Regions from separate parts of the Homo sapiens genome. Here regions 2 and 3 are each linked to region 1. A link is an interaction called in ENCODE POLR2A ChIA-PET data of the cell type or tissue named here. Cell type or tissue: MCF 10A. All regions are shown on one strand. Links, peaks and the distances in the headings refer to the core of each region. The heading gives the core; the rest is flanking DNA.

Region 1 (3,382 bases), core at 259-2,758:
AAATTAGCCAGGCATGGTCACAAACTCCTGTAATCCCAGCTATTCGGGAGGCTGAGGCAGGAGAATCGCTTGAACCCGGGAGGTGAATGTTGCAGTGAGCTGAGATCACACCATTGCACTCCAGCCTGGGGGCAAGAGCAAGACTTCATCTCAAAAAAAAAAAAAAAGTGTTGTTAGGCGATTTCACCATTGTGCGAACATCATAGAGTGTACTTACACAAACCTAGATGGTATAGCTTACTACACACATAGGCTATATGGTATAGCCACCATTGTATATGTAGTCAGCTGTTGACTAAAACTTCCTTATGGGTGCATGACTGTATTTGAAAAAAAAATTGTTTGTATTGAATATGTACAGACTTATTTTTCTTATTAGTATTCCCTAAATAATAGAGTATATCAATCATTTGCATAGCATTTATATTGTATTAGGTATTATAAGTAATCTAGAGATTATTTAAAGTATACTGGAGTATGTGCATAGGTTATATGCAAATATTACCACATTTTACATAAAGGACCTGAGCATTCATGGATTTTGGTATTCACAGGAGGTACTGGACAGCGTATATTCAAATACTGTTCTTCCCTTATCAGATTGGCAGTGTTGAGAGACAATCCTTCATGGTGTTTCTATACGTCTTGTGACAGCTTCTGTTCTCAATGTCTTTTGTGCTGCAAACATTCTGGAAGGACAGAGGGTAGATTCCTCTCCTGACCAAGACAATAAAAACAACATTTTCCTCCAGGTCAAAGGTTAGGTAGGTTTTTAGTAGCTCCTTATAAGACTGGGGGTTTCCTAATTTCAGTGTTCTTTAGCTCTGACACAAGCCCACCAGGGCAAGGCATCCACCTTGCAAGGAGGGCAAAAATCTCAGACACCTCACAGTTCTTAGGCAGAAGTACAAAAGCTTGACAACATACGCTGTTGGTAAGCCTGGGGAGAAACAGGTATTTCCACACATTGCTGTTGGGATTGCAAAATGGCACAACTCCCCTGGAAGGAAATCTGGCAATATTTAACAAAATTACATGTTCATCTACTCTTTGATTCAGTGACTCTTCTAGAAATCTAGCTGATACACCTCCACAAATGCAAACTATGATGTACAGATATGATATGCAAATGCAAAATAAGATATGCTATACAGATATGCTATTTGCAATAGGAATGGCTTGAAAACCAGTACAACTACCCATGAATAGGAGACTGATTGAATAAACTAGGGCACATCTACACGCACACACATATTTATGCATATGTATTTTTTCAAAGAAATAATAAACAAGAAATTGTTGAAAATGGAAATGGCTACTTCTGAACAATGGGTGAGATGGGAATAGGGAACAGGGTGAGAGCAAGAACTCTTGGAGTATCTTTCTTTATACAGTTTTAACTTTTCAATCATGTAAATTACTCATATATTCAAAAACCAAAATTAAGTCAAATGGGAAAAAATCAAATTAAACACAAACAGAAACAATTGAACACAAACAGAAACAAATGAACAGACCTGAATATAAAACCTAATCACACAGGGGAAATGATTACTTCAAATAACTTTAGAACATAGAACACTGGCAGTAACATTTTCCAGACACACATTGTAAGGACAAATAAAACTATGTTTTCTGATTTCCATTGTGTGCATGTTCCTGTAGACTGATTTCAAGTCACCAGTGGTTTCACAACTATCTGGCAAGATTCCTGACAATTTAGCAATTGATTCTCATAAGCCGGTTCTATCTGGCTCTAAGAAATCATTGCTTATAGGTACTCTAGTCAAGGTAACAAGCTGTCTGTCAACAAAGCAAAGCATAAATCAAAAAAGATGAAAGAAAATATCTAGAAAAATTATGAAAAGCCTCCATGCAGATTGAAGTGTGACAAACACATAGCTCCAGCTCCTTATCTTCCATGGTCCTCAGGTCTTGGGCTGTCTTCATGCAGTCGTTAGCTTGTTCCTATGGTCTTCAGTGGAAGTTGTCCCCTTCCTGCAGTTTTCTGCTTCTGGATGATTCCTCAGTATTCTCCATTTGAGGTCTCTGATAGCAATGTCCTCCTGATTCAAGAATGGCTAATTTCTCCTTGGTCAAGAAACAGGGATATAGCTGGGCACAGTGGCTCATGACTGTAATCTCAGCACTTTGGGATGCTGACGTGGGAGGATATCTTGAGGGATTGAGGGCAGGTGTTTGAGACCAGCCTGGGCAACATGGCAAGACCCCATCTCTTAAAAAAAAAAAAAATTAGCTGGGTGTGGTGGCGCATGCCTGTAGTCCCAGCTACTTGGAGGCTGAGGTGGGTCATTTGAACTGGGGCGTTTGAGTTTACAGTGAGCTATGATTGCATCGCTGCACTCCAACCTGGGTGACAAAGACCCTGTCTTAAAAAAAGGAAGAAAGAAAGAAGGATGCAAGGATCAATACCCTAGAGTTCAATTGCTGTGTTATTTGTTAGTTAGTGCCTACAAGGTCCTTTCCACTGAGGTAAAGGGCAGTCTTTTTCTGATGTGTCCTTCAGCAGATGAAGCCTCTACATTTTAAATTGTCAATGGTTTTTGTTTTTGTTTTTTTAGATGCAGTTTTGCTATGTTGCCCAGGCTGGAGTGCAGAGTGCAGTAGTAGGATCATAGCACTCTAGCAAGATCCAGTAGCAGGATCATAGCACACAAACTTCCAGCCTCAAGCGATCCTCCCATCTCAGCCTCCCCAGTTGCTGGGACTACAGGTGGGTGCCACCATTCCCTACTAATTTTTTGTTTTTTAAAAATTGTTTGTACACACCATGTCTTGCTATGTTGCCCAGGTTGGTCTCAAACTTCTGGCCTCAAGTGGTTCTCCTGCTTCAGTCTTCCAAAGTGTGGGGATTATAGGTGTGAGCTACTGTTCCTGGCCTGGGATTGTTTTGAGGGATATTTTTGAAAAGGTATTCATATTTCTTGATAAAACAAATAGTTGTTGATATGAGTGTATCAATTCCACTTATGTGAAGTACCTAGAGTAGCCAAATTCATAGTGAGAGAAAGTAGATGGTGGTTGCAAGAGGCTGGGAGAAGGAGGAAAATGAGGGGTTAGTGTTTAATGGATAGAGTTTCAGTTTTGCAAGATGAAAAAAGTTTGGGATGGATAGTGGTGATAGGGGCACAACAGCGTGAATGTACTTAATGCCACTGGACCATACACTGAAAGATGGTTAAAATGCTAAATTTTGTTATGCCTATTTTACCTCAGTTTTTACAAAACCAAGCGTATCACCCCAGTCATAGGCAATATTGGCTATATCAGCTCGTAATAAGACAGTCTATAATGGGAGCAACATTCCCAGGCAGATAAGATGACTAAGTATCAGTTAATAGGTTGAGAATCAATGGGCTAG
Region 2 (3,382 bases), core at 268-2,767, 150 kb after region 1:
TGTTGCCTTTTTGATATCTTCAATTTGGACTTGATTTATTCCCAAGAATACTGATGTGTCACTGTCCAAATTATTTCTGGCTTGATGATGAATGGTGGAGTCCTCAAGGGTTCAAGGAAGAGACCATCAGGAGAGTGTTTGATCTGGAAATTCTGTTTACACGGGAGATTTTTCCTTATGAAATTAGTGAATGTAGTGTCTCCTAGGAAGGGAATGTTTCTTGGCTAAAGGTCCAAAGGTGACCGTTGTGTGCTGGGACATGGGAAATGTGACGGGTATTATCCATATCTGTCAACTGAGTAGTTTGTTGATTCCGAGGGAGAGCTTGTGGAACAATGGCAGGAATTAAGGTAAATATACTGCCACCCATATCAATAAAATTTTTACTTGTTTCTCCGCTAATAATTAGTGAAAATTCGTCTTGTGAGTTGAAGAGTAAAAGGAGAAATGGGTACTTGATTTGCTGTTAGAACATTTGCCTACTATCATTTTTTCCCAATTCTCTTGAATAAAACAGAACAATTATTTTTCCATTGTAATTTCTTCTTACAATCTCTGCAGGTTTCTTTATCAAAAGACTGGTGTTTAATTTTTGGAGTGGGAGCATCTAGTTTTATCTTCAAGGGTATCATCTTATTCTGGGTCTTATACTGCCTTTGTTTTCAGGCTCTTTTGAAATGTGTAATATGGAGTTACATTGTTTGACAATGTGGTGCCTTCCCAGCCAGTTTTTGCTTGTTTATAACATTTTCTTTTTCTGGCTTAAGGCTGTTCACAAGAAGTGAGGAAGGAGCTGGGGTCACAACTACTTGAGGGCTTACTCCTGAATGCTAACTGAAGGTAGTAAGAGCCCACCCTGGAAGTCTGCAAGGGGCTTATCCTTCGTCTGCTAGAACAACTGAATTAGAGTTACCTGTTTTCACAGGAAAGATTTTGGTAATAGCCTTCAAAAGACCGTGTCCAATATTTACAGTTTCTTTTTTTTGTTTTTGTTTTTTTTGAGACAAGAGTCTCTTTCTGTCACCCAGGCTGGAGTGCAGTGGCGCAATCTTGGCTAACTGCAACCTCCACCTCCCGGGTTGAAGCAGTTCTCCTGCCTCAGCCTCCCAAGTAGCTGGGACCACATGTCTGAGCCACCATGCCTGACTAATTTTTTTTTTTTTTTTTTTGGTATTTCTAGTAGAGACTGGGTTTCACCATGTTGGCCGGGTCTTGAACTCCTTACTTCAAGTGATCCACCTGCCTCGGCCTCCCAAAGTGTTGGGATTACAGGCATGTGCCACCGCGCCCCGTCATTCACAGTTTTTCTAAACCCCACTGGCTTTCTGTGCATTTGGGGTCTGAAGTCACTCTCAGGATATTTGTTTCCCCTTTCTAATAGGTCTTCCTATTTCCCTCTCCTTGCTCCCCACTTTGTAACTATCCTTGGTGAAATGATGCCATTTATAAAGAGAAGACCATGAATTTGCATTACATATTTAATGCATTTAAAGAAACAGAAGTCTGACTCTGAGAGACCACAGACTTAGTCTGAGCCAAACTCATGGGAGTCTCCTAATGGCATATTGAATATGTTGTTTGTGCACCTCCTGTCTTGGGCTCACAGCCTAATGGTTGGCCATCTCTAACTGCAAACCTGACAGTGCCTTGTTGGTTTAAGATTTGGAGAGACTGTCTCTCCTAGGCCCAGACTTCCATGGACAAAGCAAGTCAAGACAGAGGAAAATACTCAAGGTTCCCAGGTAAATTGTGTTCTATTTGGATGATGATCTGATGAAACCTTCTGAACTCACTGGCTTCTAGAGTCAGCATGAAAATGGGCTTATGAAACCTATGCCTGTCTTCTTTCAGGTGAACTTTGACTTATGGACTTAGAATAAAAAATGTTGAGGACAGTATATTAGTAATATGGGAGGTTTCTTCCAATATTAAACATTTTCAAATGTGATAAGAAATTCAGTGGGTCTTTATTCCTACAGTTGTTGAAAAGGAAATTGGACCTCTACCCAGTGTGACTCATCTCACCATTGTGGTTGGGGAGACCCCTGAGGGGGTCGCTCAGTGGGCCTCAGAGAAGCATGCAGATGCCAGATCTAAGATCTTGAACTGTGGCTTTTAGTGGGCTTCGAACATGTGTCTGTGGGTAATACACTTGGTTTTGCTTGTTCAACAGGTTATTTTGGTTATCTTCTTAGGAGGCTGCATCTGAATTTGCAGCCTCTGTTCTAGTAAATTTGGAAAATATGGAAAGGTAGACAGGAGAAAAGAAATCTCATCTTTTCAGTTTTTTTCCTTGTATGCATTAGATGATTTGTAACATCCTATTACACTCTCAAATGATTGATTCTCATTATCTGCACTAACGACTATTTCTGAATTTGTGACGCCACAGCTGAACCTGCAGGTTATAGTTTCCAGATAAGCATTTACAAATAATTTTTAAGGAATGTCCTTTTGTTTCCCTGGGAAATTTTTTTTTTTTTTTTTTTTTGAGACGGAGTCTCACCCTGGAGTGCAGTGGTGCGATCTCAGCTCACTGCAACCTCTGCATCCCGGGTTCAAGCAATTCTCCTGCCTCAGCCTCCCGAGTAATTGGGATTACAGACATGAACCACCATGTCCAGCTAATTTTGCATTTTTAGTAGAGACAGGGTTTCGCCATATTGGCCAGGCTGGTCTCAAACTCCTGACCTCAAGTGATCCACCTGCCTTGGCTCCCCAAAGTGCTAGGATTATAGGTGTCCAGGTGTGAGCCACTGCGCCTGGTGGAAATAATTTTTTTTGAGACAGAGTCTCACTCTGTTGCCCAGACTGGAGTACAGTGGCACAATCTGGACTCACTCCATCCCCGCCCCCTGGGTTCAAGCGATTCTCCTGCCTCAGCCTCCGGAGTAGCTGGGATTACAGATATGCGCCACCATGCCTGGCTAATTTTTGTATTTTTAGTAATTAGTAATTTTTTAGTAATTTTTGTATTTTTAGTAGAGATGAGGTTTCACCATGTTGGCCAGGCTGGTTTTGAACTCCTGAGCTTGGGTGATCCGCCCTCCTCAGCCTCCCAAAGTGTTGGGATTAGAGGTGTGAGCCACCGTGCCTGACTGGAAATAATTTTTAATACTAGTTTTATTTTTAGTTTGTTTTTATTTCTGATACAAGAGGCTGTACATATTTTTCTTTTAAATTTGGCTATTAATTTAGGTTTCTGGTATAGTGACTCCACATTCACTTGGAGCTACACCATTCACATTTACTAGTTTAGATATATTGAGTATAAGATTACTTTTGAGAGTATCTATGCAGATAGAAGTTTGCTGATGGAAATAAATAGTACCGAATTTTGGAATATCTTGGGTTTTTAGCAACAGTTTTTCATTGGCAGAGT
Region 3 (3,382 bases), core at 268-2,767, 480 kb after region 1:
AAGCATCTGTTTTCTCCACATGATATATCAAGCCAGTAACAATGCATACTGCCAGTTGGCAAGTTAAGACTTTGTTAGAAAAAAGTAAAATGATTTAGACTTGGGTAGCATGAAGCTCAGGCCCCTGCCAGAGGGGCTCTGCCACTGGCCAGGGAGAAATAGTATCAGAATCATAAACTCCTGGTCCAGAAGGTGGCATGGCAAAGAGCTTATCTCTATCTTTACATTTGCTGCATTAATTTGCTTTTGTCATTCAATACCTCGTGTCAAAATTGGCCCCAGCAGATCCTGGGCCCACCAGACTCACGAAGGGCATGGTGATCACGGCTGTACACTGGTTTCAAGGACACCAACTGCTGCTCTAGTCCTTCTGTGACCACCAGCAGCCCCACACTGTGCCAGCCCTGAGCAAACGCAGCCATTCTACATGGTGGAGATGGAGTAAGAGTCACATGCGATGTTGTGCACGTTTCCCCTAGAGAGGGTTTTTCTTACTTTATGGAAACCTTCTTGTGTCTCATCAAGTAGCCACTTCCCCTCCCTCCCCCACTGTAACATTATTTTCCCTGGAGAAAACGCCGAGTGTCTGATATAGTTACACATTAATTCTTCAGAAGTTTCTTAGAACTGTAGGAAACAGGTGAAAAAACAAAATGCCTTGAACTTTCAACCTGTGCCTGGCCTGTGTGCGCGAGGCGGGCCCTAAGGTCACTCTTCCCCGCGCGGCTCGGGGCAACGTGCCAGGGAGGGCTCGGGCCGCATCCTGTTGGCTCTTTGATGCTTTCGTTTTGTCGCTTGCTAGTTTCTTTACAGCAAAGGCAAGGGCTTCCTGCTAAGGCAGACCCCTCACCAGCCCCACTGCATACCCCGGAAAAGTCCCTGGCAAAACACCTTTCTTCCATTATCTGCACCGGCCCCGGTAAAACGCTGGCGCCTTTGAAATCAGAGGCCAGGGTCTCCTCTTCACAGTTCGCTCAAGACACTGAACACTTACGGGTCTGTGAAATCAAACGGACACTTGGTCCCTGATGCCACCCCAGGCCTCCTGAATGCTCCTCAGCAACCATCCCTTGAGTTTTTACTCTTTGGCCATGCCAAATATAAATAACGATTTTTTTCATGCCATATCACTTTAAAGGCAATTGTGTTGCCACCTTTAAAATGTTCAGTGACCAACAACGCAGACATGACCATCCCCTGCATCCCCATGTCTGCTTCAAGTATGGAAAGGAATCACTGGAAAATCCCAAGATGCCAGGCCAGGGAACGAGCTCTATGCAAACAGGCAGGATGGAGAACCGGCCAGGGCCATGGCCCCAAATTCCAGGCACGGCAGCAGGAGCGGAGGTGCTGCCAGCCCCTGCTGCCTCCTGGTGTGACACTCAGAAGGCGCAGCGGAGGCGGCAGCAGGAGGCAGAGCCAGGAACACATGCTGGGCAGGCGGCCAGCGGCCCAACACTGGAGATGCCGTCAACCTCGTCACACAGGGCCAACCTGCAGGCACGGCCTCAGGAACCTGGCTCCACTTGCCGGACCTACCTGTGGCTCACGGGGGATCAACGCCACCCCCAAGGGAGAGCCCTGACTCCATGCCCACCCCATGCCAAGTGCTTTACTTACATTCTTCACCTGGTGCTCCAAACCACATGGTGAGGCCGCTTCACTCCCAGCTTCTCCCCCCTTTTGCAGATGGGGAAGCTGGGGCAGAGGTGAAGTGACTCACACACAAGGCGACCCAGGCAAGGGCAGCAGAGCCTTCACGTCCCTTCCTGACCTCCTTCCTGACCTCCACGTCCCAGGGCCCCTGGAGGAGGGCACCCCCTCACTGCCCCCAAGCACTCCAGGGCCCCAGGCAGCCAGTGGCCTGGGCTGCCCTCATACCAGGCTCCAGTCACATCTGCCGTGGCCTCCTGAATCTAGAAGGTGCCCTCAGGGTTTATTAAGCACACCCTGGGCTGCCTGCCTGCCTGGCATGTGCCATGGAACTGGCACTCAGAAGCTGCCACTATCCTGAAATTCCCGATTTTGTCTTTGTATTTTGTAAGCAAAGCGAAGCCTGCTGGAATAACACAGCACTCCTGTGAGTGGAGAGCCCAGGAGTGTGGGATCGTGGTAGACCCAGGGTGTGGGGCTTTCTGGCATTAGGGTGAAGCTTGGGTGAGCTGCTGCACTTCCCATTGCAAGCAGAACCTGTTCCCCCTACAGAAGGAAGTAAGGGTTCGGAGAATTCAGACACCAAAGGCCCCATCATGTCCCTTCCTACACATGCGTCAGCCAACCACATACTCGGAAAATGACACAGAAAGCCAGGGCAACCTGCTGGGCCACCCAGAGTGCCTTTCCCCCTCTTTTCCTCCATCATCAGTAGGTGAAGGCAGACAGTGTTGATAGAATATGTGCACCTCAAGAGGTGAAAAACAGCTCAGTTAACTTTCTGATAAGAATGAAATAGATGGCCGGGCACAGTGGCTCACGCCTGTAATGCCAGCACTTTGGGAGGCCGAGGCGGGTGGATCACGAGGACAGGAGATCGAGACTATCCTAGCTAACATGGTGAAACCGCATCTCTACTAAAAATACAAAAAAAATTAGCCGGGCATGGTGGCGGGCGCCTATAGTCCCAGCTACTCGGGAGGCTGAGGCAGGGGAATGGCGTGAACCCGGTAGGCGGAGCTTGCAGTAAGCCGAGATGGCGCCACTGCACTCCAGCCTGGGCGACAGGGCAAGACTCTGTCTCAAAAAAAAAAAAAAAAAAAAAAAGAAATACGCATGTGTAAGTTATGAAAACTGTCATTTCTGTGATTCCACGAGTTAAATGCACTGAAACTTAAAACTGATATTGTACAACATAAACATAAAGATGAATGAAAAACTCCATGCTGAGAATTTTGTAATAAGGAAATAGACTGGGTGCGGTGGCTCATGCCTGTAATCCCAGCATTTTGGGAGGCTGAGGTGGGGGGATCGCTTGAGCCCAGGAAGTCAAGGCCACAATAAGCCATGATCTCACCACTGCAGCATGGGCCTCAGAGTGAGACCCTGTCTCTGAATAAATAATAACAAATATGGAATATGTAATAAAATAATGTTTAGTTTTTAACAACTAAAACCCTCCATGCCAAGTTGCGAGGCTGAGCTGCGAGTCAGCAGAGGAAAGGGCTGCCGCCTCTTCTAGGTCTCTCGACTGCACCTTTTCTTGCTTTTCGAGCAAGGGAGTCGCATGGCCCATCCTCATGCCTCTAAACCACAGCTCCTCGAGGGCGAGGTCTCGCCTTCTCTTCCTTTCACCCCCCTACGTCATCTGGCACGGCCCGGCGCATGCAGTAGGCACTTCATAAATACTGCAGGAAGCCAAGGGGCCATCCCACTCAGCCCAGATTCC

What was found. Peaks named below come from ENCODE experiments on the same cell type or tissue, not always from the same donor. Only the 100,000 strongest peaks of a DNase experiment are listed, where the experiment ranks them.
Region 2: POLR2A ChIA-PET joins it to region 1 with 7 read pairs; 3 of 35 experiments call an interaction of 5 or more read pairs at or near these places.
Region 3: POLR2A ChIA-PET joins it to region 1 with 5 read pairs; 1 of 35 experiments calls an interaction of 5 or more read pairs at or near these places.

The regions. Positions count from the first base shown.
Region 1 is chr13:100,067,777-100,071,158 of GRCh38, forward strand. No RefSeq gene overlaps it. Among named protein-coding and RNA genes, the nearest start is that of PCCA-DT, 19 kb to the right of the region's middle. In MCF 10A, for the core only: no CTCF peak of the experiment used is centred there; a DNase peak (open chromatin) is centred at 1,715.
Region 2 is chr13:100,219,277-100,222,658 of GRCh38, forward strand. The region is part of intron 7 of PCCA (propionyl-CoA carboxylase subunit alpha); the gene reads left to right. Among named protein-coding and RNA genes, the nearest start is that of PCCA, 130 kb to the left of the region's middle. In MCF 10A, for the core only: no CTCF peak of the experiment used is centred there; no DNase peak of the experiment used is centred there.
Region 3 is chr13:100,543,625-100,547,006 of GRCh38, forward strand. The region is part of intron 2 of GGACT (gamma-glutamylamine cyclotransferase); the gene reads right to left. Among named protein-coding and RNA genes, the nearest start is that of GGACT, 43 kb to the right of the region's middle. RefSeq lists enhancers at 872-1,595, 1,596-2,318, 3,067-3,382. In MCF 10A, for the core only: no CTCF peak of the experiment used is centred there; a DNase peak (open chromatin) is centred at 1,447.